Regions from separate parts of the Mus musculus genome. Here all the other regions are linked to region 3. Evidence: chromatin loops called from intact Hi-C (ENCODE). Cell type or tissue: heart. All regions are shown on one strand. Each heading gives the region's core, and the rest is flanking DNA. Links, peaks and the distances in the headings are about the cores only. Region 1 overlaps Sgk1 (serum/glucocorticoid regulated kinase 1). Region 2 holds the start of 1700020N01Rik (RIKEN cDNA 1700020N01 gene). Region 3 has its middle 25 kb from the start of Gm33892.

Evidence for each region. Peaks named below come from ENCODE experiments on the same cell type or tissue, not always from the same donor. Only the 100,000 strongest peaks of a DNase experiment are listed, where the experiment ranks them.
Region 1: a loop joins it to region 3, with 14 times the contacts of the local background. A loop is called at or near these places in 2 of 42 quality-filtered maps.
Region 2: it touches region 3 in a loop (3-fold over the local background); 2 of 42 quality-filtered maps call a loop at or near these places.

Annotation. Positions count from the first base shown.
Region 1 is chr10:21,947,963-21,958,652 of GRCm38, reverse strand. The region is part of intron 2 of Sgk1 (serum/glucocorticoid regulated kinase 1); the gene reads right to left. It also overlaps the pseudogene Gm18511. Among named protein-coding and RNA genes, the nearest start is that of Gm46215, 71 kb to the right of the region's middle. In heart, for the core only: a CTCF peak has its summit at 5,858; a DNase peak (open chromatin) is centred at 5,942.
Region 2 is chr10:21,592,764-21,603,453 of GRCm38, reverse strand. It overlaps 1700020N01Rik (RIKEN cDNA 1700020N01 gene), which reads right to left and starts at 10,309. Exons shown (of 3, transcript NR_027968.1): 1 at 10,220-10,309; 2 at 9,882-10,122. In heart, for the core only: no CTCF peak of the experiment used is centred there; no DNase peak of the experiment used is centred there.
Region 3 is chr10:21,541,312-21,552,001 of GRCm38, reverse strand. No RefSeq gene overlaps it. Among named protein-coding and RNA genes, the nearest start is that of Gm33892, 25 kb to the left of the region's middle. In heart, for the core only: no CTCF peak of the experiment used is centred there; a DNase peak (open chromatin) is centred at 6,341.

The DNA of each region.
Region 1 (10,690 bases), core at 3,812-7,811, 410 kb before region 3:
TATATATACAAATATATATCAGCAAGTTTTTCTGCTTGGTTTCTACTAATGGGTATATGCTGGCATGTGTGCCTTGGGGCTTTGTTCTTTGTGGGGAACAGCAGGAATGAGGTCTCAAGGTAAGAAGTGGAAAATTAAAAGGAAAAAAAACAAACTTCATTAAAATCTTTGGGCCAGCTCAACAGGTTAAGGCACTTGCTACTAAGCCTGATGCCCAGAGTTCAAGTCCTCCACATAATAGAAACAGAGAATGCCTGTAAATTTTCCTCTGACATCCACACATGACCACTGTGGTATACACACAATCCATAAGTAAAAAGGAAACCAAAAAAAAAAAACCTTTGGAATTTTCATTCATGATCTAGGCACTTCATTTCTCGACCCTCGGATTCCTCGGTTAACACTATTATTGAAGTATCTATATGTGAGAGAGGGGGGAAGAAAAAAACCAGATTCCTTTTGGACATGAGCATGGCGCACATCTGGTGGGAGGGGAGATGCTGGCAGGGTTTGACCTTGCAATAATTAGATGCTGAGAGCCAAAGCCCAGCAGTTTATGTAATTCTACTGCAGACAAGCTAAGCTCCTGCCCTTGCTGTGATGGAAAAATGGCCTCAGAGATTGCTGATGCTGATCAGAAATTAGTTTGAGGATTCATCACTGCGCATCCCAAAACACCAGGTGATAGATACAGAGAAAAGCTGAGGGAAAATGCCTAACCCGTGGATTTCAAATACTGCATACTTATCTTTCTTTCCCATGCAAAGACAAGGGCTAGCAATAATGATATTTAATTAGACTGCCTGTATTTAGAAAGAAAATGGTATCAGGATAATATACAGACCTAAATTTTAAAATAGCAACGTTTCAATGCAGGCTTGACGAAAGCCCGCATTCTCACAGACTGTTTAACATTAATTTTTAATCGTTTTTGAAAGCCATTATATTTCCTGAGCTTTAAGATGTTCAATGATCCTACCTCATTTATCTCAATTTGGATAATGTGTCCTAAATAAATAATTCATAAATCTAAAAAAATAATTCATAAACTTAGCTGGGCTAAGTGGCATACACCTGTAATCCACTAGTACTCAAAGAGCTAAGGCAGCAGGATCAAGGGTTCAAGGCCCCAATTAAAAACAACAAACAAACAAGAGGAACATGGAGCTGCAGGAGGAACCTGACCTAACACTTACCAATGAAATGACCGAGTAGATGTGGACTAAGTGTTTATCTGCAAACGGCCATTTCTAAGTTTGGGATGGTTTTGATTTTGCTTTGAGACAGAGTTTCTCTGTGTAGCTCTGGCTGTCCTGGAACTCACTCTGTAGAGAGGGCCGGCCTAGAACACCCAGATCTGATGCTTCTGCCTCCCCGCCCCCCCACCCCCAGTCCTGGTGTTAAGGGCCTATATTACCATTCCTGGCCCTTGTTGGTTTGTTTTGGGATATCATGGCTCTTGGTTACCCAGGCTAGTCTCCATGTTCGCCTGGCTCAGCCTCTCATGCATTGAGATTAAAGTTTCGGGTCACCACACTTGGCTTTGAGGTGATTTTAGTAATATGGAGAAATAGCATCCATATCATGTTAAATAAAAGCAATCATAATATAAACTTGTACTTGGAGGAAAAGATGAATATTTAAATTAATGCATATTGAGATCATTTGTATGTTTTTCTTTTGTTTCCAAGTTTCTCAAATAATTTCTATTTCTATCTGGAAAGACAGAGTCCTTGTAAGCCAAGACTGATTTTTAAACCCATTATGAGACTTTAAACTCTGATCTCTCTGTCTCCACATCTCAAAGCACTGGGATTACAAGCATGAATCAACAGGCCTTACCACCTCAATTACAAGCACGTAAGCAAGCAAGCAAGCAAACAAACAAGAAATCAGGGACCTACGAGATGGCTCTGCAGGTAAAGCTGTATTCAGGGAATCCTGGAAAACTATAGTCCATTCCCAGAATCCATGTAAAGGGAGAGAGAGGCAACTCCACACAATCACCCTAGGCCCTGTCTTTGCACACCCCAGCTCACATGCACACAATTAAACAACAGCTACTATGTACTATCTTTCTATTTTCAAAATTACCTATAATCTGCCTTTGAAAGTCAGTCTCTCTTCCTCTCCCCTGTCACTGACTGGCTGTCTTTCTGTCTGTTTTTCATATCTTATTGAAAACAGAACAGATATATTGGACTGGAGAAGTAGCTGAGTTGGTAGAGTTGTCTAGCATTTGTGACTCCTTGGGCACCAGGGAAGACATGCCGAGCGCAGCGGCCCAAACCCACAATTCTGGCATTCCTGGGGTGCAGATAGGATTAGAACAAGTTCCAGGTCAGCTTGAGTTAAGTGAAAACCTATCTCAACAGATTAAAGAAACAAACAAGCATAAAGTGTCCATCCGGTCTGTTGGTTCTCAGGAGTAGAAGGACGAAAGCCATCATTGCTGTAATGTAAGTAAGCAGCATCCTAAGAAATAAACGATGTGGGCAGAAATGACAAACCTGTCGACTGACTGTTGGGCCACCTTGGATGCAGGCTCATCACGCTCAGTCTGTAATTCTAATGTGGAGCTCAACTTGTACTCAAATAAGGCTGTGTGACACTCGTCCCTCAGTTCGTTCTGCACCATCAGGAAAAGGGGACAGAGAGCCTCAACGCCTTTCTGTGATGATTTCCTTTAAGTCCCTATGGGCTCCAATCACTACTTTTGTTGGACAACTTTCCTACGGATTCTTTCCAAAAGTAAACCAGCAGGCCAGAGAAGCACTTTCCAACTCCCCAAAGGCTCACATCTGAGAAAAGACTACCTTCAGCTACAGTTCTAAGGTCCTCAGCTCCCAGGGGGTGGAGGACCTCCAGCTGGCACACTTGGGTATGCTGTCCTCACTTTCAGCCAGAGGAGAAAAACAACTGGACATTGGATTTAAAGGTCCCAAAACACCCCTAAAGCTGTTTATAATCCCACTAAGGTCAAGTGAAATTGACATTATTGCCTTACAAGTACGCAGATAATTTCTGGTTTTAGAAAATTATTTTGACCAGAAATTTTCTGGAAACAAACAAACAAACAAACAAAAAACTCACGAAACTAGAAAGTCACCCATGAAGGAATAAAGGAAAAATGTCAGGAAAAGAATAGTGGAACAACACCCAGGGTTTTGTGATGTAGCTATAATTTCTATATAGTCTGATGCTCTTTAAATACCCTTATTATTTACACTAAAAACAATTCTACATTTAAATAAATTATTAACTTAATGAGAAACTTTAAAGGATCAAAACAACGTAGAGAGCTGAGGGTCTCCATAGCTATGAAACTGGCTGTGAAGACAGGGCTGGCCAGAGACTCACAGAGGTGTGCCTGCCTTTGTCCCCCAAGCACGAAGATTAAAGGTATGTGACATCATGACCTGAATTTAGAGAATGTTTCAGTGAGAAATGTTTGGTTATCTTCAAAGTCTAACAAAACAGGCAAGACCTGGAGCATGAGGTAAAGAGAGTCAGACCACAAAATAACACAATCAACAGGTTTAGGTTCAGGGATGTTCTCAGGAGCCTCGAAAACCAAGATAACATCTCCCTTATGTGACTGAGCTCAGGACAAGGGATGTGTTATGCAAACTTTCCTGAGGCCTCCACGTTTAAAGCCAGCCAGGATTGCCGAGAAACTTTGTATTTTCTTTTTCTTTTTTTTTTTTTTAAAGACATGCGATTTTGTTTTAACACATCTTATATAATATGACTGTGATGGTTTGAATATGTTTGACCCAGGGAGTGACACTATTAGGAAGTGTAGCATTGGAGGAATGTGTCACTGTTGGCGTGGGCTTTAAGACCCACATCCTAGCTGCCTGAAAGCCAGTCTTCTCCTAGCAGCCTTCAGATGAAGATATAGAACTCTCAACTCCTCCTGGACTATGCCTGCCTGGACACTGCCATGCTCCCACCTTGATGATAATGGACTGAACCTCTGAACCTGTAAGCCATCCCCAGTTAAATGTTGTTTTTTGTAAGCATTGCCTTGGTCATGGTGTCTCTTCACAGCAACAGTAAAACCCAAAGTAAAACAATGGCCTAATTTCCTCTCCTAGAATTGCATCTCCTTCATGTGCTGTTCCCATCAACAGCCCAAGAAAACCAACTGTAAAAACTCACTAAAGGATAACTTAATGTATTGTCTTGCCAACAACTCTAAAATAACCTTATTCTAAATAGTGAGTGCCACAGGGGTTTTTCTTTTAGATAGTTTTGCTAATTGGGTTTCCCTCCATGCTGAGCTCAGGTTATTCTTCTCAGAGTTCAGAAGGCAGGTGGCTCCCGAGTGCTCCCAGGCAGACACTCAGTTGTTCTACTCTTCCCACCACTATTTGGGGGCAGCAAGCATCAGCCATGATCGTTCCAAACGCTGCCACCGTGTTACTTACCTAAGAACTCAGTGTTGAGTGAATGCTCTCCTGTGTGGGAGTTCAATGTCCCTGGCTGCACTTCCATATAGTAAAATTTCATTTACACACAGTTTTTAAGGAAAGTGCCTTCTTACCGTCCCTTCACTTTCTGAGACTTAACTTATTGTCTGTCCCACTGAAATGGTTTTCTTCCAAAATATTCTCTTCTCTCAAGCAACAGGATATCAGAGGGGGTAAATGAAGTATGGGCTTACAGTCTCACTTAAATGAGAACAAACTTGTCATTGAGAATAACACATCATAAATAACCCACATACACACAAAAGTTTATAGCAATAAAAATGTATCTGTCTCCTTCCCCCAACATGGAGTTAGTTCCCCTTTGTTGCACTGACTTAGTGATTTTTTTTTCCTACAAATTTTAAACAAAGATTGTTCATTCCATCTCTGAGAAAAGTCATCGTCTGCCAGCTGAGAATATCATCTTTGCATCCCCCGCCCGCCCGCCATTTTACATCAGAAACGTGAGTCACCTGTTTCCTGCCCATACAGACCTGGAGGACTCCATACAGACCTGGAGGACTCCATACAGACCTGGAGGACTCCATACAGACCTGGAGGACTCCATACAGACCTGGAGGACTCCATACAGACCTGGAGGACTCCTCATGAGAACAAGAAATGGAGTTGATTTATGAATTCAGAAAGTAGCCATTAGGTCTTAGAAAAATAGTAGATTTTTGAGAATAAATGCGGAAACCTCATTTGAAAACTGGTTAGCAGCAAGATTGAGGCATGTTCCTTCCTGAAGCAATTACAGCCACGCTGTGTAAATCACGGGGTTCTGGTGACTCCGTCCAATAGAGGAGAATTCCAGAACAGACATAAAACATTTTAAAATGAGACTAATTTCCCAAACCAGTCCGTTTTATTAAAATGTTGATTCCTTCAAAAACTTTCATGCGTGGAAAGATGGTCCTGGAATACTAGCACAGAAATAATTAGTATTTTTAATTGGTACAAGTGGGAAATAAGGCAGACCAGCTTTAATAAACAAATCCAATCTGGGGCACATTGAAGTGAATTCACAGTTTGTTTTTTTTTTTTTTTCCTAAAATCAAAGTGCATTGTACTTACTAACGAACAAAATGAATTAACTTGTCAAATGGAAACAGTATAATTGAACTAGGGACAAGTTTGGCGAATTAAGAAAGGAGAAGCCTTGAACCCTGGGACTCAGGATTGAGTCCCTGACAGGTGTTCATCAATGCCTTATCCACAGTCATCTACTTAAAATTTAAACATTTTAAAACCCCACACGGCGCTTATTTTGCAGATCAAAATCAGAAGTGAACAATGATCAAATACATTATAAGTGTGCCTACCCATGGTTATGAAGTCTAAAGGCTGACTCTGCAGGGAGGGAGCTGCCTCCTCCTAGCTGTTGAGCTACAGAAGTGAGCACATCTGGATCCCTAGTGATCCCAGGAGCTTTGGGTGTTGGGAGGCAGCCATCTGGTACAAAGGAAATCTGGACAGAGTGTCCCACCCAAAAGAAAGCACTGTATTGTGCTGCTATGAAAAGCAACCACTACACTTCCCTCTGATAAAACATCAGCCTCTCAGCTGGTAAAGGATTCAAAGAAATACATGTGCAAAAGTGTTCACTGGCTGACCAAGGTTCCAAAACCACCACCGACCTGCAGATAAGAAACACGAAATCAATTACTTTCGGAAACTGCCTAGGAACAGCATGCTGCCTTCATTTTAAAATGCTGCTCTTTTTATAATTTCTGTTGGTTATGGACTTCTCCTGACCTTAGGTGTCTGGTTGGTTTTTAATCCAAAATGAAAAGGCTGGACACCTTGAAAAATGTGAGTCCTTTCTAGTCTTCTTATCTCATCTGTGTGGAATTCAATGGAAATGTAAAATGTTTTTTTTTTATTTTTCGGTCTCTATATATGAATATGTGAAATATGGAATTGATAATGATGGATTAATATACAATTATGCATTGATGAGAAAGTAAAATGCAGCACTTAGAAGGAAAGCCAGTTCAAGGCTACCCTCAGCTATTGACTTCCAGACCATCTGAGCTACATGACAGCCCCTCAGCCCCCTCCCCAACATTTCTTTTTAAATATCATTTTTAATGTTCTAAAGATTAAGTTTTATTGCTAAATTATCTGGGATGAAGGCATATTAAAAATAAATGATCAAATTATAGCTGGAACGATTCATTATGAGACTCAGAAACATTTCATTGTGTCTTATAGTTTTATAGCATGATCCTTGCAGAAACCAAATTATCAGTGGTTTTCCCATCTATACTGTTCATTACTTCTGACCTAATCAACGATATAAACAGGCTTATTCTCAGAAAGCTCAGCAAACTTGGGCATGATGTCATAGTCTGTAATTCCAGAATTGGAGACAGGCAGGAGGATCACCATTCAAGGCAGCCTCTTGTAAATTGAGAGTTTAGGGCTAACCTGGGCTGTATGAAACCCTATTGCAGAACAACAACAACAACAACAACAACAACAAAAGATGTTTAAAATAGTCTCATTAATCTATAAGTGATAATTACCCTAGTGCGTGTTTACCTATACATGTGAGTGTAAGGGAAGTTCATTATTTTCTTTTGTGGGTATTTGCTTTTGTGAGACAGTGTGTTGGCTAGTCATAGGTCAGCTTAACAGACAAACAAGTTATCTGAAAGGAGGGAATCACAATTGAAAAGATATCTCCATAAGATACAGCTGTAAGCAATTTTCCCAATTAGAGATCAATAGGGGAGAGTCCAGCCCATTGTGGGGTCCATCCCTGGGCTGGTGGTCCTGGGTTCTATAAGAAAGCAGGCTGAGCAAACCATGAGGAGCAAGTCAGTAAGCAGCACTCCTCTGTGGGTCTCTGCATCAGCTCCGCCTCCAGGTTCCTGCCCTATTTGCGTTCCTGTCCTGGTTTCCCTTGATGATGAACGGTGATGTGGAAGTGTGAGCCAAAGAAACCTTTTCTTCTCAACGTACTTTTTGGTCATGGTGTTCCGTCGCAGCAATGAAAACCTTAACAAAAACAAGCTGGTACCAGGGTTGTTGGGTATGGCTGCAATAGACTTGATCCTGTCTTGGGGGGAATTTTGGAACTTTAGGCTAGAAAAGCCATTGAGTGCTGAGAGCTTGGTAAGCTGTTCTGTAGGAGTTTGGAGGATAATGATGAGAGCAATGCAGAAGATGGAGGCCTGGCTTGTGAAGTTTCAGAGGGAAGTTTAAAGACTCTATCACGGGCATTTGCTATTTTAACGTGAGATTCTGTCACGCGTGTCAGCTGGAGCTGAAGACTCAGCCATAATTAGCAAAAGATTGGCAACATTGAAGTGAAACCTGGGACAATAGATACTGGCTAGCTGGAGCTAAGAAGCTAGAGGTGGCCGGGCAGTGGTGGCACACGACTTTAATCCCAGCACTTGGGAAGCAGAAGCAGGTGGATTTCTGAGTTTGAGGCCAGCCTGGTCTACAGAGTGAGTTTCAGGACAGCCAGGGCTACACAGAGAAACCCTGTCTCCAAAAAAAAAAAAAAAAAAAAAAAAAAAGTTAGTGGTGATTGAGAAGAGACAGGCATTACTTGAGGTAAGTGTTTGTTCAGGGTCAGTACACACAAGCTGGGATCCGGAAGCGACCACGGTTTTTTACTTCATACGCAGCCAGACTTGATAATATGTAAGACATACCAGGCGATACTAGTTCTGAAGGCATGAAGGGGTTATGGAGATCAGCTGAGGTTTGGCACTGCGAGCAGTTAGGAGAGGCTGTTGGTGAAGGCACAGCCTCAGTACAGGTGACAACCCAGGACTGAAGGGGTCATGCAAAGAAGTTGAGGCTTGGCACCATGAAGAGAGCCTGTGAGAAGCTATTGGTGAAAGTGCAGTCCAGTTGCAGCAGAAGACCCCAGAGTTTTGGAGATGCCAGTACCATGGGATGATCACCAAGAACAGCAGCAGCAGTGGAGCGGAGCCAGGCAGAGCCTAGAAGACAAGCTGTGTGTGCTACAGAGGGCAGAGCTCCTTGAAAGAGGCCGAGAGATCGTGAATGAATCCCAGATAACTGGACACTGAGTTATTTATACTGTTGGAGTTTTGCCTTGTGTTGCTTAGTTCAGATTCTAACTGTTTCCTGATTCTTCTTTCTTGAGGAAGATATTTAATTTAATTTTGATTCTTGCCACAGCTGAAAGACTGATTTTTTTTTTTTGAAAGAGATTGTGGATTTTCAGAGAGAGATTTTTTTCAGCAAAATAATTTTATTTTCTAACACAGAAAACGTACTCACCCAATATGTGTTCACCTAACACATCTATGCTCAAGCGACTTCCGTGTCACATAGGGCTAGAGAGCTGTTCGGATGTCAAGTGTCTGGATGGCTAGCCTTATACATTCGTCGCAGAGTCTGCTTCGTTAGGTGAGTTATAGACCTTTAAAGCCTTGAAAAGCTACTTTTACTTCCGCAACTACTGCTTCCAGGTGAACAGAACACAGTGGTTTCAGTTTGCATTCCAGGGGAAACTTGTCATGTTTTACTCTGGTGCTGGAACTACTTATCCACATCTGTCAGTCGTGAGCCAGCAGACTCACATGGCTGTGTAAAAGTATCCACAATGGCTTCAGCGGCATCAGGACTGCATATAAAGTGGCTCTCTGACACCGCGGTCTTCACACAGCTAATTCCCACTTCCATCCGTTTTCGTACTCACTGATGCTTTCTAGTAGTCATGAGCACTTTAAATAATGTCAATTACAAAATCCATGACTTTACATTCTGCACTGAATGTAAACCTGTCTGGTTCTCTGTCAGGAATTTTACACCCCCCAAACCAGGCTGTACGTAGTAGCTTCTAAGTAGCCGGAACATCAGAAGCATCGTCATAGCTGGCTGCGTCTGGGTCATCCCCATCAACGGCAATGACTTTCCAGTCAGGGCTGCGCCCAGCAATCATGGCCAATATGCCCAGAACGTTCCTTGTGATCGTTTTCCCCTCTTGAACATTCTTGCACACACCTGGCTTACAATTTCACAAGTGTCAGTTGGGTCATTGCCATGGCAGCAGCCAGAATGTTTGCCACTGAGTCCTGGGTCTTCCTCTGTTCAGGCGTATTCTTCACAAGGCAACAAATTTAAAATGGGATTTTTTTTTTTCATATCTTGCTTAGCTGAATTTAAAGGGTTCTTTGCAGCAATTTCCAGTTTTGCATGTGAACAGTGCAGACCCTCAAACATCATGTGAAATGCACCCTTCTCTGCATAAATCGGAACATGGCGAAATGCTGAAATATGCTGCCATTTCTCATCTGGGAGAAAGACTGGTGCTCCAGGGTGAAGGGCACAGTGCCTGGCTACTGAGCCACCCATGGTGTCTGGGAACATGCCACTGCCACCAAACAGTCACCCAACCACACAGTCCCAGTGCAGAGCTACTGGTAAGGCAAGAGGGGAAAATGAGGACCTGAAATTTTAATGTGCTTGAATTTGTAAGGATTGGGGGACTTATAAAATTATTTATGTTTTTAATGTGAAATCCTGGGGATCAATAACAAAGGAAGGGTTGGGGCTTAATAGTGATGTGTTTGTGTGTCAAGTTGACAAGGGGCCAGTTGTGATAGCTGATTTTATTGACACACAAATGAGTTAGCTGAAAGGAGGGAACCTTAACTGAGAAGATGCTTCCATTAGATCCAGCTATAAGGCATTTTCTTAATTAATGATTGTTGGGGAGGCCCAGCCCATCTTGGGTGGTGCTATCCCTGGGCTTGTGGTCTTCAGTTCTATAACAAAGCAGGCTGAGCAAGTCATGGAGAGCAATCCAGTGAGCAGCATTCCTTCCATAGCCTCTGCATCAGCTCCTGCTTCCAGGTTCCTGCCCTGTTTGAGCTTCTGCCCTGATTTCCTTTCATGATGAAAATGTAAGCTGAATAAACCCTTTCCTCCCCAACTTACTTTTTTGGTCATGGTGTTTTCATTGCAGCAATAGAAACCTCAACTAAAACACACGGGGTTAACTAAATGACATCAGTGTCTAGAAATAAGAGCCTTGATTGGTTAAAAAAACAAACCTCTCTTGTGTAAATATTGCACAGCATCAGCTCACTCAGGCATTCGGTTACTTTGAATTTCTCCTTCCTTGTTTTGATTCTGTATTTGCTGAGCAAAAAAGACCCAGAACACAAGTCTGGGGGGGGGGAGTGGGGGGGGGGGTAACAAACCTATCCAGTGAAACACAG
Region 2 (10,690 bases), core at 2,673-6,672, 53 kb before region 3:
CAGTGGGAGGAGAGGCCCTTGGGACTAGGGGGTTTGGTGCCCCAGTGTAGGGGAATGTCAGGGAGGGAAGGCAGGAGTGGGCAGGGGTCAGGGGTGGGGGAAGCACCCTTATAGAGGCAGGGCAGGGTGGATGGGATAGGGGTTTCCAGAGGGGAGACCTGGAAAGGTGATAACATTTGAAATGTAAGTAAAAGAAAATATACAATAAAAGAAAAAAGAAAAATAAACCCCGGTTGTTGCTTGAAGCACTCTTTTCCCTGGGAGCATGTGCGCACTGGGGACAGTCTACCATTCCTTCAGTTCACTGAGTTTACACTTCTCACCAGTTCCCATAGCCTGAGAGCCCCTAGGGAACATAGCCCCAAGCAGAGATAATTGGAAAAATGACAAAGATCTCTTCCTTGCACACTGACTCAGATGCCATCCGGGTCGCTGTGGGGAGACACAGACCTACTTTTCGTCCTAATTATCTTATCCATGGAGAAGCTGGTGGTGAAGCCCATGTTGAATGAAGCCCCTTAGCGGTCAGCAGAGCACCTGAGCAGCACAGCTTTATGGGAATATGTGACCCTTTGGGTGCCGACAGACCAGGTTCAGGGTCTTGTTTAATTGTGCCCTAGATCTGTTACTATTTGAAAGTCACTTCGTTTCTCTTAAGCCTCAGCTTCTTTATGTGTAAAATGGGAATAACATTTACCCTACATAACTACGGTATGTGAGATGTTTAGCACAGTTCATAGTACATGGTAAGGACTTGCTAGGATTACAACCGAATGCAGAATTGGCCTCAAACACAACAGAGTTTACATTTGTGTTGTTAGGAATGGTACAAATGGTAACATCAGAATAGTAGAAATGCACCTAGAAGATGCGGTGTTGTTACATAGACACAAGCAAACACTGCGGCAGAAATGTAGGGTACCTGTGCAGGGACAAAGTGCTTGGAAGGAATAGTGTCCCACTAGAGATGGCAGACTTGTTTTCACATCTGGGACCACTTTCCCAAGTCTCCTCCCCTACATCTATGAGGAGAATGGGATAATAGGAAGCCAACACAGGACTGCTCTCAAGTGTAAACGCAATGATGCTTAGACAGAGTCCCTCAGTGTTAGGCCTACGGCTACTCTATTCCATTTCCATAAGTGATGCTCGTCTATTTTTATTGTGCCTGTAGTCACTTCATCTCTATCTACATACTTCTTATGTCCACGCCTATTCCTATTCCATCATCAATGCATCTAGAGAGGAGAGCTTGTGTCTCACTTTAAACTGTGTCATTTGCTTTTAATGGTGACAGTGACAATAATCACAGTGAGACATTGCCTTAGTCATTTGTTTTAAATACTGTTTGAAAGTTTAAAGGCATCTGCGCAGTGTGGTACTTGTAAACATAGCTGGCTCTTGTCGTTATGCTGGATATACAGGCCTCCATTTTCTTTCTCATGGTCATGCTGAAGTACCCTAATGACACATAGGCCATATTGTTCACACAAGGCTTCTCATGACAGAATGATCGGCACAGCCTTACTTTCCTAAATAGTTTGCTGATTCACTCGGTCCATTTTTAAACACCAACAGATTGGCACTGATGACATCTGCTAATTATTTGATTTTCCTCGTGACTGGCATAGGACTGCTGTCTGCAGCAATCACTGTAATATGACCGGTGTGAGGTTTGCACCACCCAGTCACTCCATGACCAATTTGCAGTAATGAGTAGCCTTGTCTATTTTTCTGTTTCCCCTAGAGGTATCATTATTTATTATGTGTTGCAAACACAGCTTCCAGAAGTGCAGCAAAAACCCAGCAACACCTAACTCCAAGTGGAAATCTCACTGTGTTCCTAGTAATGGTTTATCAACTCAGACGGCCTAGGCCTGCCAATAACACAGTTAAGATTCCAGCATCTCTCTGGTTCCGCTCCCAGTCCCCATCCTAGCAGGGAACAGTCTTGGAAGGCTGCTGAAGACCCTGTTTTCTAGACTATGTGTCCCTTTTAGTCCCTGAGACTAGAGTTAAAGATTTTGAGAAGTCCTTTGAAATATGTTCTGTTGATGTTTCTAAACCATTATCATGAACCCCCACGGCTTCAGTGACCCCCGATTGAGGCAGCTTCTTGAATTCAGAGAGCATTAAATCATACCTGTAATCTCAGAGATCTGCTGGCTTGGTTTTGTAATGCTTCAATAAGATGAGAAAAGCGATGGCCTGCACATGTGGTATGACCTCCCTCATTAACTCAATGTGAAGGTCAAAGGTCAAAGCCCATGGACAGTCACCATTCACTGGCTTACCAAAAGAAATGTAGGAAAACGTTCCCTTGCCCCCTAGTGCCCACAGCCTGCTATTGCAAGCAGGTGACTTGGCTCAGAGAACTTCCAAACAGAAGTGAAGGGATTTATAGGTCTACCACTAAGGCACATGGGAAAGTCAAAATTTCGATGGGCTTGTCACACCATGTAGAAGCTAAACTCCAAGTATCAGGTAAACAGTGGCGGAACATCACTAAGGGCCGTAAATTCTCAGCCCCTTCGTGGAGAAAAGCATAAAACAAGCTCTGATTCATTTTTACTGACCTGGGAGGCCCCTGGGGTACAGCCTGGGCCACTGTTTAATAGTCTCTCGATTATGCTAGATTATTTCCCACCTCAGTAGGCTGAAATTTGCTTCTCCCACTGTTTAGAACTTTACCCCACACCCCCACTAAAGCCTCTCTCCCATATGGCCTTTAACAGAAGGGGCTCAACTCAATCTTGTGAAACCACCTTCTCCTTCAAGGCACTCAATCACGGCTAGCTGAATGATTAAACTGTTTTTGTTTTGTTTTTTTTTTTCTGTTCTCATCTCCAATTCTTACACATAGTAGGAGGACAAAGGTCTATCTCATAATGAATGAATGAACTCTAAGTTGAAAACAGACCAATCTTAAATGCAGCAACCCTTCTACTAGGTTTTCAGTCAATCCAGTCTACTAGGTTTCCCGAGCTAGGATGCAGTATAATTCAGAGATCAGCAGAGTGTGGAGAGAAGAGGTGTTAGGAAGGGCAGGGTGAATCAGGAAACACTTCTGTAAACCTCTCTAAGTATAGAAAGAGCAGGAATTCTTTCTAAAGCCCACTTACTTTTCCTATTCTACTTAGAACATAATTCTACTCCAACACTCTGTCTGCACTTTGGACAGACATTAGATGGTAGGTCAACCCACCACATTGCCTGACTGTGTGTGAGGGCCTCTGTCTGTGGTTCCGTTCTCTATACTCCTACACTGGACATAAACTCTAGTGTGCTTTTCCTTTTACAATGGAGGCAATGAGCACAAACAGATCTGAACCCATTGTGCACTGTCACACAGAGGTTAAGAGCAAGCCCGGAGCTGCTCCAGAGCAGCAATGCAGGGAAATGCTCAGCCTTTTGGTAGTTTTGCAGGGCCCACAACTGACCACAGACCATTGGCTGAAATCATAACAATGGGCAGTTTACCTTTGTAATGGCCAATGGGGAAAAGAAAGACAGGAAAAATCCCAGAAGGTTGCTTTGAAGGTCTTCTTCTTGCTTGGTGCAAGTGGAATGTGAACTTGAGATAACATCAAAGGTAGCTCAGAGAGTACTTCCCCTAGAAACCAACCCAATTCCAACCAATGCTGGAAACTCTGTAAGGTCCAGACAACGCAGGCTACTTATGATAGAGCTTGAAAAAACGAAAGGAAACAGACAGTCAGTACTTGTGTAAGTCTCCCTAGATGGAAGATATCAGAAGGGAGGAAAGGTGAGAAACAGAAACCACATGCGAATCCCATTAGTCTAACAACACAATGATTTCTTACTGAAGTCCTTTTACCAAATATTTAAGATTGATTGACAGTGTACTGAGTTCTGTGGCCATGACAGAATAAAATGAAGCCCCTGGTCTTTGGGACTTAACATATCAAAACCAATGAAACAAACAAACAAAGAGAATTTGGCAAAGACATAAACAGGATAATCCCAAAGTCTAACAAGTGTTATAGGAGTGGAGTAGCCAGAGTAGTTGGAGTAGCTGAAGTAGCTGGACAGAGTGAGTAAAGTAGATAGTTGTTTTATATCTGTGCTGTCTCATGCAGTAGTCAGCAGCCACATGTACCTCACACAGTTAAAATGTGAGTGGGGCTGGAGAGGTGGCTCAGTGGTTAGGAACACTTGTTTTTGCAGAGGATCCAGGTTTGGCTTCCAGGACCCACATGGCAGGTCACACCAGTGTACAACTCCAGTTCCAGGGATGGGACACTCCCTTCAAACCTCTGCAGGTGCCAGATGCATACATGGTAGACATAATACATGCAGGCAAAACATTTACACACAATACAACCTAAAAAATCCCCATTACTAGTCCAAATGGAGGTGTGCTTTCAGAGATGGTTAGACTTACTATGAAGAACAAATGAATGCAAAGTACCTCCTTAATAGTTGCTTTAACAGGGCAGGGGATGGCTCAGTGGAGAAGAACGTCTACTATGCAAGCACAAAGACCTAAATTTGAATCCAGTGTATCCGAATAAAAGCCTAGCATGGCTGTGCAAGCCTACAACCCCAGTATCAGGGAGGAGAGACAGGAAGGTCCTTAGAACTTACTGTTAGCTGAAGCAGCTTCAGATTCAGTGAGAGACACTGGCTCAACTAGTCAGAAAGATGTACAAAAGGACATGTGGTGCCCTCCTCCGGCATCCACATGAATGCAACTGGGCACACATATGCACATGTGCACTTATCGTGAACACAATTTCATACTCAACTCTGAAAAGAATACTATTTTAGATATATTGGACTAAACCAAAATATTATTGAATTATCTTTAACAACATAACTGTTGCTACATAATGCTCATGTGTGTGTCCCATTTTATGCATTAGATGACAGCATAGCCAGGGAACGCCCATGTGGAGGTGAGAACACACTGGAAGAGAATGGCCATTTGAGGGTCCAGCACTATTGTCCAGCACCATTTGTAAAGAACCTGAGGAGAAAATGGCTTGAGGAGAGGTGAAGGGAGAGAGCCTGGCTGGACAGATGGAGCAAGCGGCAGCAGAAGTGAGAGCTTTCGCTTTTATGTAAGTACAGATATGACCACAAACTCGTAGCTTCTGTGCAGTTACGCAAAATTCAGTATTCAGCGTGGATGCTCTTATAAAACAGTGCAGCAGATTGCACCGAGAATAGGTCCATGCTAAGGAAGGTTTAAACTGGAATGTGCATTATTTAAGCCCACCCCCAAGGTCAAACATCCCCCATTTTGGTCACACTTCTTAAGCCTCTCCAAACTGCAGAACCAACACTGGTGGCTTAAATGAGAAGGCCCTCATGATCTCGGGAATTTGAATACTGGATCCCTAATAGGTGCTGAGTGTTTGGGGAGGCTTAGGAGGTGTGGTCAAGGAGAAGGAAGTTCATCACTGGGGGCAGAGGGTTTTGAGGTTTAAGAGCCTCTCACCATCCCCAGTTTGCTCTCTCTGCTTCTTGTGGTTCAAGATGTGAGCTCCTGGCTGCTCCTCCTGCCATGGCTGCCTGCTGCCAAGTTTCTCCAACCTAATAGTGATGCCTCTGGAACTGTAATCAACCCCATAACCAACTCTTCTTTCTTTAAGTGGCCTTGGTCAAGGTGTTTTATCACAGTGACAGGAAAGTAACCGATACTGAAGGGGAGTCCAAGTCCACCTGTAATGAGTATGATCGAGGAGATAAAATATTACAATTAGCCCCTCTTTATTCACGAGTGTATCGACCATAAATAAAATCTTCTCTTGGGCTACTTCCAGAAGAAGAAACTGGATATGGGTTTTCTCCCTTCTCAATGGAGTACTAAGATTGTATCAAATCACTTAATGGCCAAAAAGACAAATACGATCTGTTCTCACATGCAGATCCTGGCTCTAACTTTTCTATAGGCTTAGGTTATGGGGGCGAGTGCGGATGCAGGGCATGAAAGTACACAGAGGTTATGGCAAGGGAGTGGAGAGTAGCAGAACTCATGGCACATGCATGTGGAAGGAATAATACCAGGGACACGAGGATGCAAGCACAGGCAGAAGGAGATGGTGGGAGGGAGGGAGGAACAGAGAGAATTGACTTAAAGTTATGTAGGAAACCTCAATTTTAAATATTGCGAGGGAGACTTTGTTTATGTGTTTAAAATTATCCAGGGACACTGTCAAGACTGTGCTTAGTTAACCTAATTTCAGCCCAGTCAGCCACTGAGACATGAACATCACAACCAACGCAGAGACCTTGTTGTATCTGAATCACTGAAAACCAGTGCGTGGCTGAGAAGGCTGGGTTGCGGGGCTCCAGTGGAGTTAGGAGTAAACCAGGTATAGCCCTTTTCTTTAAGGCTCCTTAATCTCTGATGTCACAGAGGGGTGGGCTCTACCTCACTCTGATGTTTACAATGCTGAACTCACAAACAGTGCACAGCCATGCCTAGAACGCACATTTAGCCTTGCTGAGAATCTAACAAATGAAAACTTCTCGATGGTGATGTGCTAAATGCATCCCAAACACATCAGCATTTTGCCTTCTTAAAGCACAAGTCTCCACTTAAGCAAAACAAACAAGACCGATAACAATCTAAACTAATGTTAGAATACAAATATTAAAGTTCTAGGTAATCTATTGTGAGATCAGTCAATAACACAAGGAAAGCTCATATCCTATGCTGGGGTAATTAACTCCCCCTAGTAAGTTTCCTGGGGGGAACTAGACATAGAAGAAACAAATACAACCAACAAGTTAAAAACACCCAAAGACCCCCATTGTCTCATTAGTGACCTCTCTGGCAGGCTGATGCTACCAGGTGGTGGTGGTGGTGGTGGTGGTGGTGGTGTCATTTTAGCTCTAAGGTATCTTCCCAACACACGAAGTTCAGAGCCTGAAAAGGCAGTCTCCAGAATGCTGACGTTTACTCTCACAGTAAGAGGAAAAGCTGAGCCTATGCTTTCAATGCTATGATCGTTCCTACAAATATCAGGCCTTTGAGCTCAGCCAACACATTTATAGTTCTGTTCCCCCCCCCACACACACCCAAGGTTTTGAGGATAGCAATGACTTTGATAGAGGGGAAACTGGAGTGGAATTCAATCTACTTTACTCACTATCCAGATACTCTCTCCCCCACACTTCACATGTGCATGTCTGTGAATTAAAACCAAGTCATAACACTGCCAACATCAGTATGGTGAAAGCCTTAATGGAATTTCCCAAGCATATTACATGATTTGTTCTCCTTTACTGTTATTGATATAATTTGCATTAATTATGCCTATGAAAACATGAATAATTAACAGGGGAAGATACAGTAAGGAGCAAGCATTCACAGTGGAAGAAAACCCCTACACCTACAGCAAGAAAAAGTTGTTTATTGGCTTTCTTTCTCTTTTTGTGTGTGTTATGTAGGCACAGAGTTGTGGAGGCCAGAGCATGTGTCTCATTCTGTCCTCTGCTTCATTCATTTTAGGCAGGCTCTGTTGCCCACCTGGAGCTCAGTATCCATCCAGTGCACTCCAGGGATCCTCTTGGCTCCACCCTCCCAGTACTGGGGTTACAGGTCCTTGTGACCATGCCTACCTTTTTACCTGGTGCTAGATATTTAAGCTCAGGTCCTTGTGCTCTGAATATAAGCAAGTTTCAGTTAAATGCTTTCCTTTATGAGAATTGCCATGGCCGTGGTGTCTCTTCACAGCAATAGAGCATTGACTAAGCCTGGGAATGTTGATTATTCCCTAAATGAAGGGACTAAAGCATTAGATGTTATCATACTAACATTCCCTTCACTGGGGTAACCTTGGGAGAGGCTTTTGAGAGACCAACAGTCGTAGCCAGGTCCAAAGTCCTTAGACACCAATGCTAACTAGACCAAATTAGATGTTGGACTGTCTGCCACCTTGTTGTTCTATCTAAGACACTAACTTTGAGGTGCCCACAAAAGGTGTCCCTTCCTGCATGGTGGTAAAAGTCAATTCTTTTCCTAAGCCACTTTCATATACTGAAAAGAACAGTACAAAGTTAAGTAAGCATTAAGTCATTGCATCAACAGGTCAATGAAAGCCAGAAATCCCAAGGGTGCATGTTTTGGAGACTGAAGGAATCCAGCCCAGCAGTCGCACACACAGTTAAGAAACCCCAAAGACTGAAAACCTTTGGATACTTGCAGCAGATCCAAGCTCAAAGGTTTCTTTCAGAAGCTGTGCCATATATACACTAAAGGCATCAGGAGGAGGGAATGTGGACTTCTAGCAAGCTTAGATCCCTCCATTCTTTCCAAGGAATCAGGAGACAGCATAGAATCTACCTTCCCCGGGTACTTTGGAGGGATGGAGGTAAACTGCACAACTGACTGCTGGGACAAGTCAGTTTCTAGAGAAACCAGAAGAGAGTAAGTGGTGACAGATGACACATAACCCTGGGGACCAGAGTCCTCCTGAAAGCACTGTGTATGCACATAACTCAAGCAGGACATCTCTCCTCAGCAGACAACTAAGGTAGAGTTCAACTTCTGATCACTGGCTTCAACAGGAAGTTATTACTACTAGTAACTATTTGTGATTCATGAGATGTCAAACAAAGCATGCATTTTCCAAACTCTAACTCTCTCTCTCTCTTCCACCGTGAAATCTCTGGTATTAAATGGGCTTGAAAGAGTCGACTCAAAAGGTTACTAGAAGTCCTATACTTATGAGGTATTTAGTCAATGTGCATTTTCACATGGTAAGCTCATTGAAAGCATCTTCTCTAGAGTTTCCGACATTTGTCAAGTATTTAAGGCATTACTGCTATGTGAAATCTGATATAAGTGAAGTGACCACTGAAGTATTTTCCAGTCACGCAACTGAAAGTTCGCCATATGGCCTTTCTTGTGTTGAGTGAGGTAGGATATATTGATGGAGGTTTTCATCTACTGCACATAAGGCTTTTCTCTGCTGTGAGTTTCCTTGTGTTATAAAAATGAGATGATTCCCCAAATTTATCACTTACACACATTTCTATGGTGTGGCCATTTCTCATATTTAACAATGGATGTTTTAGAGATTAAACTTTTACTAGAACTTTTCCATACCTGAGACCTTACCCCCACTGTGAAGTTAGAGGAGCCTAGCAGGTATGTATTTGAATTAGAAAGTTCTCCTACATCCATCATACTTAGAAGATTGTGATCCTTTGTGAAATCTCAGGTATAAAAGCTTGGAAGTATGCTAAATAATACACACACACACACACACACTCACTCACTAACACACACACAGAGGCTCTTTTTTGCTGTGAAACTGCTCATGCTGAACAAATTCATTTTTTGTGACTGAAAATTATTCCACATCTGTCCAGTGTATGGGCAAGTACGGGGCTCACTGAGCCCTTCTGTAACTTCTCTGATACTTGGGACTACAGCTCTCCACAAATGAAGACCAGCCTTTTCCCCTTTCAAAGATTATCTTATGACTCTACTGCAAATTTAACAAGAGTCTCCTAAATATTAGACATTCCACATGGCTACTATGCAGTGGGTTCTCCAGGCTGGATAACTGGTTAAATTTTTTATTTGATGCCTAACACTCTTACAGAGCTAAGCTTCAGGGTGTGAAGCATTTGTTGAAGATGCTCTGCTCACATCCTTCATCCTCCACATCAACCTCGGGAGCGAGCTTAGATTACCTACGCCATCATGCTTTGGTTAACAGGGAGTCCCTATTGGCATCTGTACTGGCTGGGTTTGTGTCAACTTGACACAGCTGGAGTTATCACAGAGAAAGTATTGAAGGGTAAGCTGAATAAACCCTTTCCTCCCCAACTGCTTCTTGGTCATGATGTTTGTGCAGGAATAGAAACCCTGACTAAGACAGCATCTATCGCTGGGGTACCTGGGAAGGATTTGGAAATCGGAAGTCCCAGGGACAGCACAAGCAAGAAATTCTCCAGCATCACGTTGTGGTACAGGAGCTTCTGAGTGTCATCGAGGAGACCCCACTCCTCTGCAGTGAAACGCAGGCACACGTCCTCCAGGCTCACACAGCTCTCGCCTTGGTTCCCACGGGCCTCCGCCATAGGATCAGCGCATACACTGGGGCCTAGCTGCTCAATGGGTTCTCAACCTCAGCCGCTCTGTGGAAGAGACGAGAGAAGAGGGCACACTGGGTATCCACGACACTACATCTCAGGACGACACACTGATCACCACCGAGGGACGCGGAGGACTCACCTGGGAGGTCACCTCCGTGGGGTCACACGGCCACACGCTGCAGAAGCCACCCCACCGACAGACCTCGGGCCCTACTTCCAGAACGCAGCCAAAGCCCTTGCTTTAACGAACTTTCTGTGGTGATGTCACCGAAAATTCCGCCCTGGAAGTCCCGCCCCTCCCCTGCCGCAGTGTGTTGTAAACCCCGGAGTATCAGCCATGTTTGCATGAGGCTTTAGGGAAAGCCGACTGCAGACATTACAAAGCCCAGAGAAGTCTCAGCTTCAAGTCCAGTCATGTCCATACTAGTTGTTGGTTATCTGAGAGGGTTGATACGTATAATCATACTAATTTTGGAAGCAATATTTCATACACTGCGATATCAGAAACTATCCACTTTTTAGAAAACGCCGATTGCCTTGGCTAGACCCTTGGCTAGGATATTGTTCATTAATATGAAGTGCTTTCTATTTTTATTTCGTACTCTCATTG
Region 3 (10,690 bases), core at 4,059-8,058:
TCCACTGTCAGTATGCTCCCCTGAGCTGGAGCACTGAGCTAGAGTGTTCAGCTAGAGTGCTGAGCTGGAGTACTGAGCTGGAGTGCTGAGCTGGAGTGCTGAGCTGGAGTACTGAGCTGGAGTGCTGAGCTGGAGTGCTGAGCTGGAGTGCTGAGCTGGAGTGCTAACCTGGAGTGCTGAGCTGGAGTGCTGAGCTGGAGTGAGTGCTGAGATGGAGTGCTGAGATGGAGTGCTGAGCTGGAGTGCTAAGCTGGAGTGCTGAGCTGGAGTGCTGAGCTGGAGTGAGTGCTGAGATGGAGTGCTGAGCTGGAGTGCTGAGATGGAGTGCTGAGCTGGAGTGCTGAGATGGAGTGCTGAGCTGGAGTGCTGAGATGGAGTGCTGAGCTGGAGTGCTGAGATGGAGTGCTGAGCTGGAGTACTGAGATGGAGTGCTGAGTTGGAGCACTGAGCTGGAGTACTGAGCTGGAGTACTGACTCCCTTGGCTCTGGACACTCATTTTGAGTAATAACTTCACCGGCTCTTGGTGAACCACACGGTAGTAACTCAGAATTCACAGTGAACCAAAACTCCAAACATGTTTTTCCAAGCACACACGCTTTTGCTCTAGGAATGCACCCCTGCTTGGGCTGGACAGAGCCCCTCTTCACGCCCACAGTCAGGCACCTATATGCAGAGTATAACGTACCTCAACCTGCCAGTTGGGCTCCCAATCTCCTAAGCCTCCCGTGTGTTACTAATTTTCTGGACCTCGGGGCAGGCTTTTATCTTTCCCTTTTACTTGTTATCTTGTTAGATTTGGCCCATTGTTCCATCCTGTCAAGCTATTTTGAGTTTTAAAATATGTGACCTCCCACCCAGCTGCAGAGTCATCCAGACATCAGAGTTGTTCGATCTGTCTGCACAGAGACCCTATCAAAAGGAAGTGAGATGTCTTGCTTATCTCTGCCTGTAGGTGCCCTCTTCCCTGTGTACCTCCTCATAATGACAATTTAATTGTGCTTTTTAGTGTCAACACAAAAATCCTCTGCTTTGTGGTCTGTGTAGTCTAAATCTCTCATTTATGAAGCTAGGACATTTCTGACCTTCAGCGAGTCTAAGAAGGCATTTTTAGGCTACAATTTCTCAGCCATCACTGGACACCATTTTCAGTTGGAGTCACGAAGTGCCAGGAGTAGAGGTCTCCTGATGTTTCTTTTGAAGCAGCTGAACCACAGATTTTTACAACTAAACGGAGCAATGGCTATGGCACTTTTTAAAAAAAAGTACAATTTAAAAGTTCCCTTTCCCACCATTCTTTGTTTCAGAAAAGGAAAACTGTGACGTTTAATTTGACAGTTTTTTTTAATATAACAGTAAAGTTCCAGAAACAAAGAGTAGTGATTTATAAATACATAAACAATTACTTACACACACACAAACATACACACACACACATTGTGTATACACACACACACACACACACACACACACACACACATACACACACTCATATAGTATCCCTATGTGTACCTGGACTAAAATCCCAGTACAGAAACCATATAGGTAAAATTATATAAATGTATTATTAATGAATTAGTTTTAATTTATGCTTTAACTCTGGTCAAATTGAGAGTGAGTTCTTCAGATCAAAGCTCCATCTTTAAATGAAAAATCTCAATCTCTGGTTAGTGTTGCTTTTAGTTGGCACAGAGGAAAGTGTAGTATATATGTTTTTTCTGACTATTCGATATTGTTAGCCTTTTAAAACAGTGTTAACACCCACAGAAAGTATCCATTTCAACCAGCAGTCTTTTCTCTACAAGCTTTATCAGAAGCTAGGTCATCCTTTTGTCTTCTCAACTCCGTGACTGTTCAGTGTGCCTGCCAGCATCCACAGTTGACGCCCTCCTCGGTGATTCTGTCCCCATGGGAACAGCAGCAGTGGCTGTAGCTAAAAGCCAGAGGAAGAGTGTAGGGTCCAAAGAACTGTAGTCATATTCTATCAGGTGTACATTTGTCCCTTGCTGATGGACACTGGAATGATTTTCCAGTTATTTTTTAACTCCTGTGGACAATGTTGCTCTACAGTTTTAGGAGGAGGTTTGCTGACGGAATGCACACATGGGGTTGAACTCCATGAAATGACATCAGACCATTCTCTGAAGAGATTATATCAACCCCTCTTCCTGTTAGCAGGCCTGAGAACCTATTGGTCCTTACCATTTTCAATACTTGAGAATATCAGATTTAAAAATTTTTGCACACCAACTAGTTATAAATTAGTATTTATCCCATTTGGGACTTGTCCTTTCCTGACCACCAACCACATTGAGTGCCTCATCATTGGCTCTTATATATGTGTTTTTCTCCTTCTCTACAGTGTTCTAGCTCAAGGAACAAATCCTTATCAGAGAAAGTTCCTTTACTCCAGCCTTGGTTATAGTAACTTTACAGTTAATTCGAAGTCTAGTAGAAACGATATAGTGACCCCATTTTACCCTGGCACCTAATAACTGTCTTGGGGTCCTATTTAACTGATTTATTGCTTTTGCTGAGTATAGTCTCTGTGCTTTATAACCAGACTCAGCAAAACAATTTATAAAGCCCTGCTTTCGGCACCACATTTCCCCAGAGCACATGCATTTCTAGTGGCCAGCAACAGACCCAGATGCGCGTGCTACAGATTATACACGGCACCTCTTTCCAAGGCCGGCTTGCAAAGGCTAGCAATGGAGAAGGGTTTGGCCTTCATAAGGATGCCACAAGTAGTCTTCCATTTGGCAGGAAGTCGTTGGAACATACAGATGCTATTTTAAAGTCTATTCTAATCATTATCCTTTATATTTTCAGACACCAGTGTCCAGCACTATTGTCCAAAGGGCAGCAAAAATAAATCCAGAGACAGGAAGCCCAGCGCCCACTCACAGATAACTGTTGCAGCTTAAATCAAAATCAGAACCGGAAAGACAATGCATGAATGTGGGTCAGAGGGCAGCTGAGTGCAGCCTTTAGGGACGGCTTCACTGACATGACAGGGTTAAAACTACACTTGCTGTCTCCAGCACCCTAGATGCCAGGGTTGCAGGAGAAATAGATACTGATAAAGAGGCTGTGACTTGGCAGTTGGAAGGGTGGCTAAGAAGAGAGAGAGAGAGAGAGAGAGAGAGAGAGAGAGAGAGAGAGAGAGAGAGAGAGAGAGGATTCTCGAAATTCTCTTTCTTATCTAAAATAAAAGATTGCTTTAAAACTCTTATTACAATAATGGTGAGTGTTATGCCATCTACAACAGAGGAAAACTGGACTTGAATTAGCTGAAGCTGGTCCTTTCTTCTATCTGATAAGAAGGATCAGGCCATTTACTTGTTCCCTGGATACCCCAGGAGTCTGCAGGCATAGCATTCAAGTCTGATGGAGAGCGAGTAAGTTACAATTGAATGTGTGTCTTTCTTCTCTTAATCAAGGCCCCGTTTCCAGGGTATCAGCAGGTACCTAATACCCAAATTGAATATTTCATATCTTTCTGGTCCTTAGGCTTTGTCTGCTGCTGAGGTATGATCCAGCAGACACTACCACTGGGTCTGAGAAACAGACACTAAACCTGGTTTGCTCTGAAGTGGAGCAAAAACATCTCATTCTGAAAGCCAGTAACAATTCCTTAGAACTCTGAGAAGGAACTGTTAAGTCTACAATCTTTAGAATTTAATTTCCTGCTGCGGAAAGCAACAGGCCAGTTGTGTGAGACTCTTTTCTGTAAAGTAAAAATTAAAATCTGCCCTGCTTTAAATTAGACACGAACTATAAACGCCAACAAGAGAACAGGGTTAGAGTTCTGAAAGCCAAAGAACGGGTGGCGTGAACAAAGAACAAGGTGGTGGAGGATTGCCACGCAGGGCAGCAGGTTCACGGGTGATTGTTGTGTTATGAAAACGGAGAGTGAGTGCGTACGTGTTATACAAACCGTGGAATACCTGACATGATCTAAGGACTACATTTGATTCATTTCTAAAAGGCATCTCTCATTTAGGGTGAGTTGAATGGGAAACTTGAGGTCCTCTTCCCCCTGCAACAGGAGCGAGCACCGCCCAAGCTGGAATAAGCCGACTCTGCTTGATGACGTCATGGAACCATGGCCCTGGTGTGCTGAGCCACCCACTCTCCAGGACACGCTCTCCATCTGCCTCTGTTCTTAGCGCCCATGTCAATGAAGACAAACAACAACAAATCAAAAAGTAAAAACCCACTTCCGGACTGATGCTCAGGAAGTGTGGATGGGGTATCCACCCAGATGTGAGACACAGGTGAGTCAGATTAACCAAGAACTCCTGTAGTGAAGAACAAATCCTAGAGGACCCTATTCCAATCTCCACGTGATTCCGTGAAAGCAGCCGTTTGTTTTGCTGAGGGTTGTAACAAGCTAAAGGTACTATTTCAGAGAGGCAACTGATAAAATCCTGGCCAACTTCGCAGAGTGCTTTCTAGTGCCCCAATTAGAAAGAACAAATACGGCCTGTGTTTCAATCGGCAGACGCCGCTCCAAACACTTGTCTTCTACCGCAGCAGCTTCGCGTTCTGTGTGCTCCAAATGATGACAACAGCAACACTAACAATCTATAAAGGAACAATTATTGTGAGTTTTCTTTCTGCCTATAAAAAATTGGAAATCAGAAAACTATATAAAGATGATATGTAAAATATCCGCTATCCTCCAACAGAAAAAAAACCACAAACTTTCGTTAACTTCTGGTGTGGGCCATGTGTCCTTTTCTTAATAGATACATTATTTTTCTTATTTGACTATGCCTTCCTCCTCTTTCAGTATTTAGAACACATTGCTTTATATTCTTCTTGTTTTATTTTATTTAAAAAAAAAAACCCACATTTCCAGGATTCCATTTGTCATTTTTAGAAACATGCCTTCTAACAATTGCATTACAAGTTGTCATGTGGCTCTATCATTTATGTCCCTGGTATTGAACATTGGTGGTGTTCCCAGTACCAAGACATGATGTCATGTGACTCTGGTTGGATGTAATTCATTCTGCATGTCTATCATTTTCCTTTAGGGTAACCTAAGAAATAGAATCTCTGAATCGAAGGACAATGCTTTTAAGACTTTTAAGAAAGTAAATACACTAAATTGCTCTTCAGAAAATTGTATTTATCTTTATCCTTGTCAGTATTACCTTCAGTGTCTCACAGGATATCAATATTTTACCTCTCTTGATTTGATGGGAAAAATTGACATCCTCTTGGCTCCCTCTTCATTCCTTTAATTATCAAGGAATGACCTTGAACTGTTTGCTTATTAGCCACTTGTATTTCTCAACGGTTAAGTATTTTTACCTAATATATATATATATATATATATATATATATATATATACATATATATATATATATATATATATTTGCTGTTTATAAGAGTCTGTCTTGTAATGACAGTAACAGTGTTATATGTGTTGCCAAAAGTATTCAACAATTCTGCTTATTGAAAACTGATTGACATTTTCATAGACATGTAGATGTCTGCATGCTCTTTCTTTACATTATCAATTGTAGCAATCTTCCCCTTGACGCTCCCTTTTTCTTTCTTAGAAAGCTCATTTCCATAGCAAGATCAAACAAACAACTTACTCTGTTTCAGTTTCTCTCCAGCTGTTTTAGTGTGTACAATGACTTCATTCACCTTGATCAATTTTTGACTTTGACATCAAGGAAGACTCTAGTAGTGTTTTCATACAGATAGTTAGCTATTTTTCTGGCATCGTTTGATAATTGTTCTCATTTCATTTGGGTTGTGAGGTAAGAATTGCTGCCAGAATGCATAGAAAAGCAGTTCTGAACTGAGATGAAAGCAGCTTTTCCTCCAGAACCCCCTGCTGTGGCTCAAGGTCGTCTTACCCCAGCCTCTTGATGCTTCCTCTCAAAGGCAGGCTTTAGTTCAGATCTGGTCACAGACAAATATTACCCTCATTGTTCAAAATTCAGTTCTGATTAAAAACAACAACAACAACAGTAACAAAACCAACCAACCAAACAAAACCCACCGTGCTGTGATGAAAAGAGGGCCATTCCCCAAAACAAAACCCAACGCTCCAAAATTGCTGAGATGAAAGCTGTCCACCTCCCATCCCTAATCGTGTTTGCTTTTGAACCACTTCACACTTTTTAAAAGAATCTCTACTCCTGTGATGTCCACGGTTGCCACACTATTCAAATCAATATCAAACAAAAATCCTGACGGGTCACCTAGGCTGCAGCCTTCTAAAATAGTGCTCTGTAATCAGGCGTCTCTCTGCAGGAAACAGGCCTTCCTACAGCAGGAAACAGAGGAAGCAGGCCTGGAGACAGCAATCCCAGGGCTTGCTTTTCTGGCAACCCCTGACTCAGGAAATCACTGAATTGAGTAGTCAATCTGTGGAGCAATTTACCATGTCATCCACTTCCCGGCAACAGATATTTGGAAGCATTTATAGTCTAATACAACTCTGTCAGCTCGAGGTTGCTGTTGCTTCTCTGCATGAGCTCCAGGGTCAGAGGTTTCTCTGCAGTTTCTCCACCACCAGGACTTTTCGGCTCCTTCCTCCCTGGCCAGGCTCCACCAGTCTCATCTTCCCTTTGATTTTAGTCTTGATCAAGCAAGTTCTTGTCTTAAGAACTAAATATAAATTGTGTTTGGGTGGGTGGAGGTCCCTGCAGTGTTTTCTATGGAAAACACAGTTGAGTGTGTGAAACCATGAAGATACACCTGAGTGCCCGAGCATCTGTAGTAGGGAGACCAGTAAACACTCATTGTGGGTGATAAGAATTCTGTACTGGAATGGACAGTTTCACGCGGCTGGCGAACATGTGTCCAAAAACCCTAAGAGCAAACAGGCATCACCAATACAGCAGGACCGTGCCTGTGCTACATGCATAGTTACATTATTACACCTGAGAACTACAGATAACTTAGGTCAATGTGAGGCTGCTCCCAGAGCTCAGCCTTTAGTCACAATGCTACTGTCTTGATCAGGACCCTGTGGCTGTAGCAACAAAACCCAGAAATGAGCGTCCTGAGCCACTGAATGTTGAAAAGGGGAAACTGAAGAAGACATCCTAAACACAGGGTACAGTTTCCAAAGGTGCACGCCACAGCTTCCTGAAAATTTAAGTGAACTTCTCAAGTTCTTTCCTGCCTTTGGCTCTTGCAGTCCTGTGAGGCCTTTTCCCAGTCTGTCAAGGATGGGCATAAGGAGGGTAAGTCTGATTGTTACAGTCCGCAGAGGCCCTCAGTGGTGTGGCTAAGATTCTGAATGCGACCCCCCCTCCCCAATCCCCAGTCTCGTATCACATTCTCTTCTCTGTACAGGTTCCAATATTCTCTATACCTCTTGTTCTCCTGAGGAATAAAGTGGAGATATTAAGATCTAGCTTTGTCAAGAAAACAACAAGAAATGACATTTGAGCATCTAGGAGAGTACTATGCAGAAGGAGCCATTGTTATTCTGGTAGGAAGCCTGTGTTACTCTCTACCTCTAGTCTTACTGTTACAAAGATGGGCTGTTTACCTGGACAAGGAACCTGGAGCTCACTCAGCACGTGAGTGAAATGTCACTCTGCATGCCTCCATGTGTTTCAATTAAATCATGAACTCCCCCAGATAGCCACTGTGCATTTATTTAATGTATTGCTTCAAGGGACTCATACAAAAATCTATGATTCTTAAGCATTGTCATGTTTTTTAACAAGAATCTACCTCCAAGTCGGGTTCTGGGTACTTGAGAATGAATTAAAATTCACAGGCAAATCCTAAAATAAGAGTCTATCAACTAACAGGACACAGCTGTTTCTCCCTACCTTGCTTTTCGTCTACTTTTCTGTGGTCTTACCCAGTAGAGGGACAAAACACACATGCCCTTCTGGAACCATGAATAAAACATGAAGATTGCTGTGTATGATTACAGGCAATTTGCTATTCAAATTCACTAATGGGGATATTCATCAGGGAAAGTATCCCCCAAACCTTCCTATTAGGAACTAAATCCCAATGGTTAGCATTTCAAAAACTACATGATTTGAATACATTTTTGAGCCAGCCAATGGAAAATTATATTGATTCTACATGTATCCAGCTTGTAGTTAGCTCAGTAATTCCTTTACTTTGTCCAGCACAAACTAATAGTCTCTTTTTCTTTCCCTGGTAGAAAAGTAGACTGTTTTTGAAGACTGCAGAGCAGTGGGTGGGGGAGAGTGGAGGAGAGAGGGCTGTGGCAGAACATGTAATTCACTCTGCATTGTGCAGCAGTGTTGGCAAGTGTGAAAGATTATACAAATCTTTGCTTCATAAGATCTGATTCGGGTAGAGGAAAAAAAAATCCTCCCCTACAACAGATATTAGTGCAGGGCTATATAACAATATAACCCCCTCTCTAAAACTTTGGATTGTATTATGGGCTTTTATAATACTTTTGTAACAGCACTAGGTGTGGTGGTATAAACCTGTACCCTCTGGAGGATGAGGGAGGATTGTGATTTAGCTTGGTATAACAGTGTGAGATGTCTATAAAAGAAGAGGAAGAGGAGGAGGAAGAAAAAGAAAAAGATGATGATAAAGGGGGAGGAGGAGAAGGAAGAGGACTAGGAAGAGGAGGAAGAAGAGGAGAAGGAAGAGGAGGAAAAGGAAGAAGAGGTTGAGGAAAGCAAGAGGAGGAGGAAAGGCATTTCAGTAAAGCGTAGAACCTTACATAAAAATAACTTTATACTCTGGAGTTACTCCTTTTCAGTTCGACACATTTTCGTTGAGGTCAGAATTCCTGGTTTGGACCAGACCTCTGGATCTCTAAATTCAACTTCACATACTATATCGTGTGTTTCCTAACTTCTATAATACCACCACCACCACCACCTATGCTATGGAACCCAGAGTTAATAATGACTCTTACGGAGTTACTGTGAAGATTAAATAAGTAATACCTACTATGTAAAGCACAGAGTCATGCTGTAATGCAATAAATATCCAATAAACCTACTATGTAAAGCAGAGTCAGGCCATATGTAATAAATGTACAGTGTTGCATGGAGTTTTAAGAAACACACTACTGCCTTCATCCAGGGGCTGTTACACTACCAGCTCCCTTTTGTTCCACCTGGGTCAGCTCTGGGATCTGCCACTGCCAGCCCTGACCAGGGACCCTTGAATCCATGGACAAAAGATACACAGACAGCTCTGTTACTCTAACTTGCTCACTAGGCACAATGGCTGGGAGTAAATATCTCCTGCCTGGAAATTCGTGCCCTTACCAATTTATTATTTCTGCCTCTCCATTCCACTCTAAACTTAGTGGCTAGTTCCAATTAGTCCCTGTCAGACATCTTTAGCCATCTGCCCATAGCAGAGGCCGCAGGCCCTAGCTCTCCCTGAGGCCTTACGTGATTGCAGAGTCCTCCTTCCTCCAAAGCATGGCAGAAAAGCTCCTTCTCGCCTTCCCTCATCTCCTCCACGTGGGACCCAGAATGCCCACTTGTACCTCCACCCAGCAGTTGGCTCCTGGTTTTCTTTATTGACAAATCAAGAACCAATTAGGGAACCAGACTTTAGTATCTGAACCTCCCTTTATAAATACCTACTCTGTAAAAGACAAAGTCACGGTGTAATGTAATAGATACACAGTAAGCCTACTATGTAAAGCACAGTCATGTCATAACGTAATAAATGTACAGTGGCCCCTTGCTTTGTCTCAGCTGTTATTATTATTTAGGTGATGGGTGTCAAATGATTAGGCCTTTAGTTTTTAACTTCAATCCTTTGTTATTTAAAAGTAATCGAAGTAGAAGACATGAGAATAATAATATCTTTGATTTTTTCTGTTTATTTTCTAGTAACTGTGCTCATGTGTTATGACCTTGGTGTAATTTCCTTTCAAAACGGCTAGTGGACAGCACCCCCTGCCAAGGTAAGAGCCACTGCTCACAGTCTTTGTGGTCCATGGTTGATGTCTTAGTACAGTTTACATTCACTTAAAGAGGTGCTTAACAGTTACAAGCAAGTGTCAAGCCAGAACTTGGGCTCCCACAGGGCCCTGTGAAATTCCTGGCAAAGTGTGATTTCCAGAGAAGTCCACAGTGTGTCTTAGTACAGCAATTTAACAATGGCATTATAGAGTTTAATCTAAACCCTGCAAGGCCTCTGAAAATCAGTGTCAATAGCTAAATACATTCTCACTGTCCTTCAGATCCTCGATGCACAACAAAGCATTTTCTATCATTGAAATTATATATTATTCATGCTAAAAATAAACATTTTGAAATTACTTTAATTGTGCTTGCTTTGTGGGTCCTCCCACTTTGAGATAGAAATAGATTTCTTTATAAATAAAATATGATTCCCCTTCAGAAGTCATAGGGAGGACACAGTAACCTAGCTACAGCAGACAGCTCCCTCCAGAGCCTCACTTTCCCAGACTAGGTGCTTATTTAATTGACAATGAGCCAGGTTCATCACATAAAAATCACTTCCAGTTAAATGATGATTTTGTCTGTTCACTTTTGTGTTTTCAGGCAGGGTTCTATGTGGTCCAGACTAGCCTCAAACTCCAGCTGAGCTGACAAGGGTGGCCTTGAATTACTGATCCCCCTGCCTCTACCTTTCCGAGTGTTGGAATTACAGGCATACCCCACCATGCCTAGCTTCAGTATATAGTAATTGTTTTGGCAGGGTTTCCTGCTTGT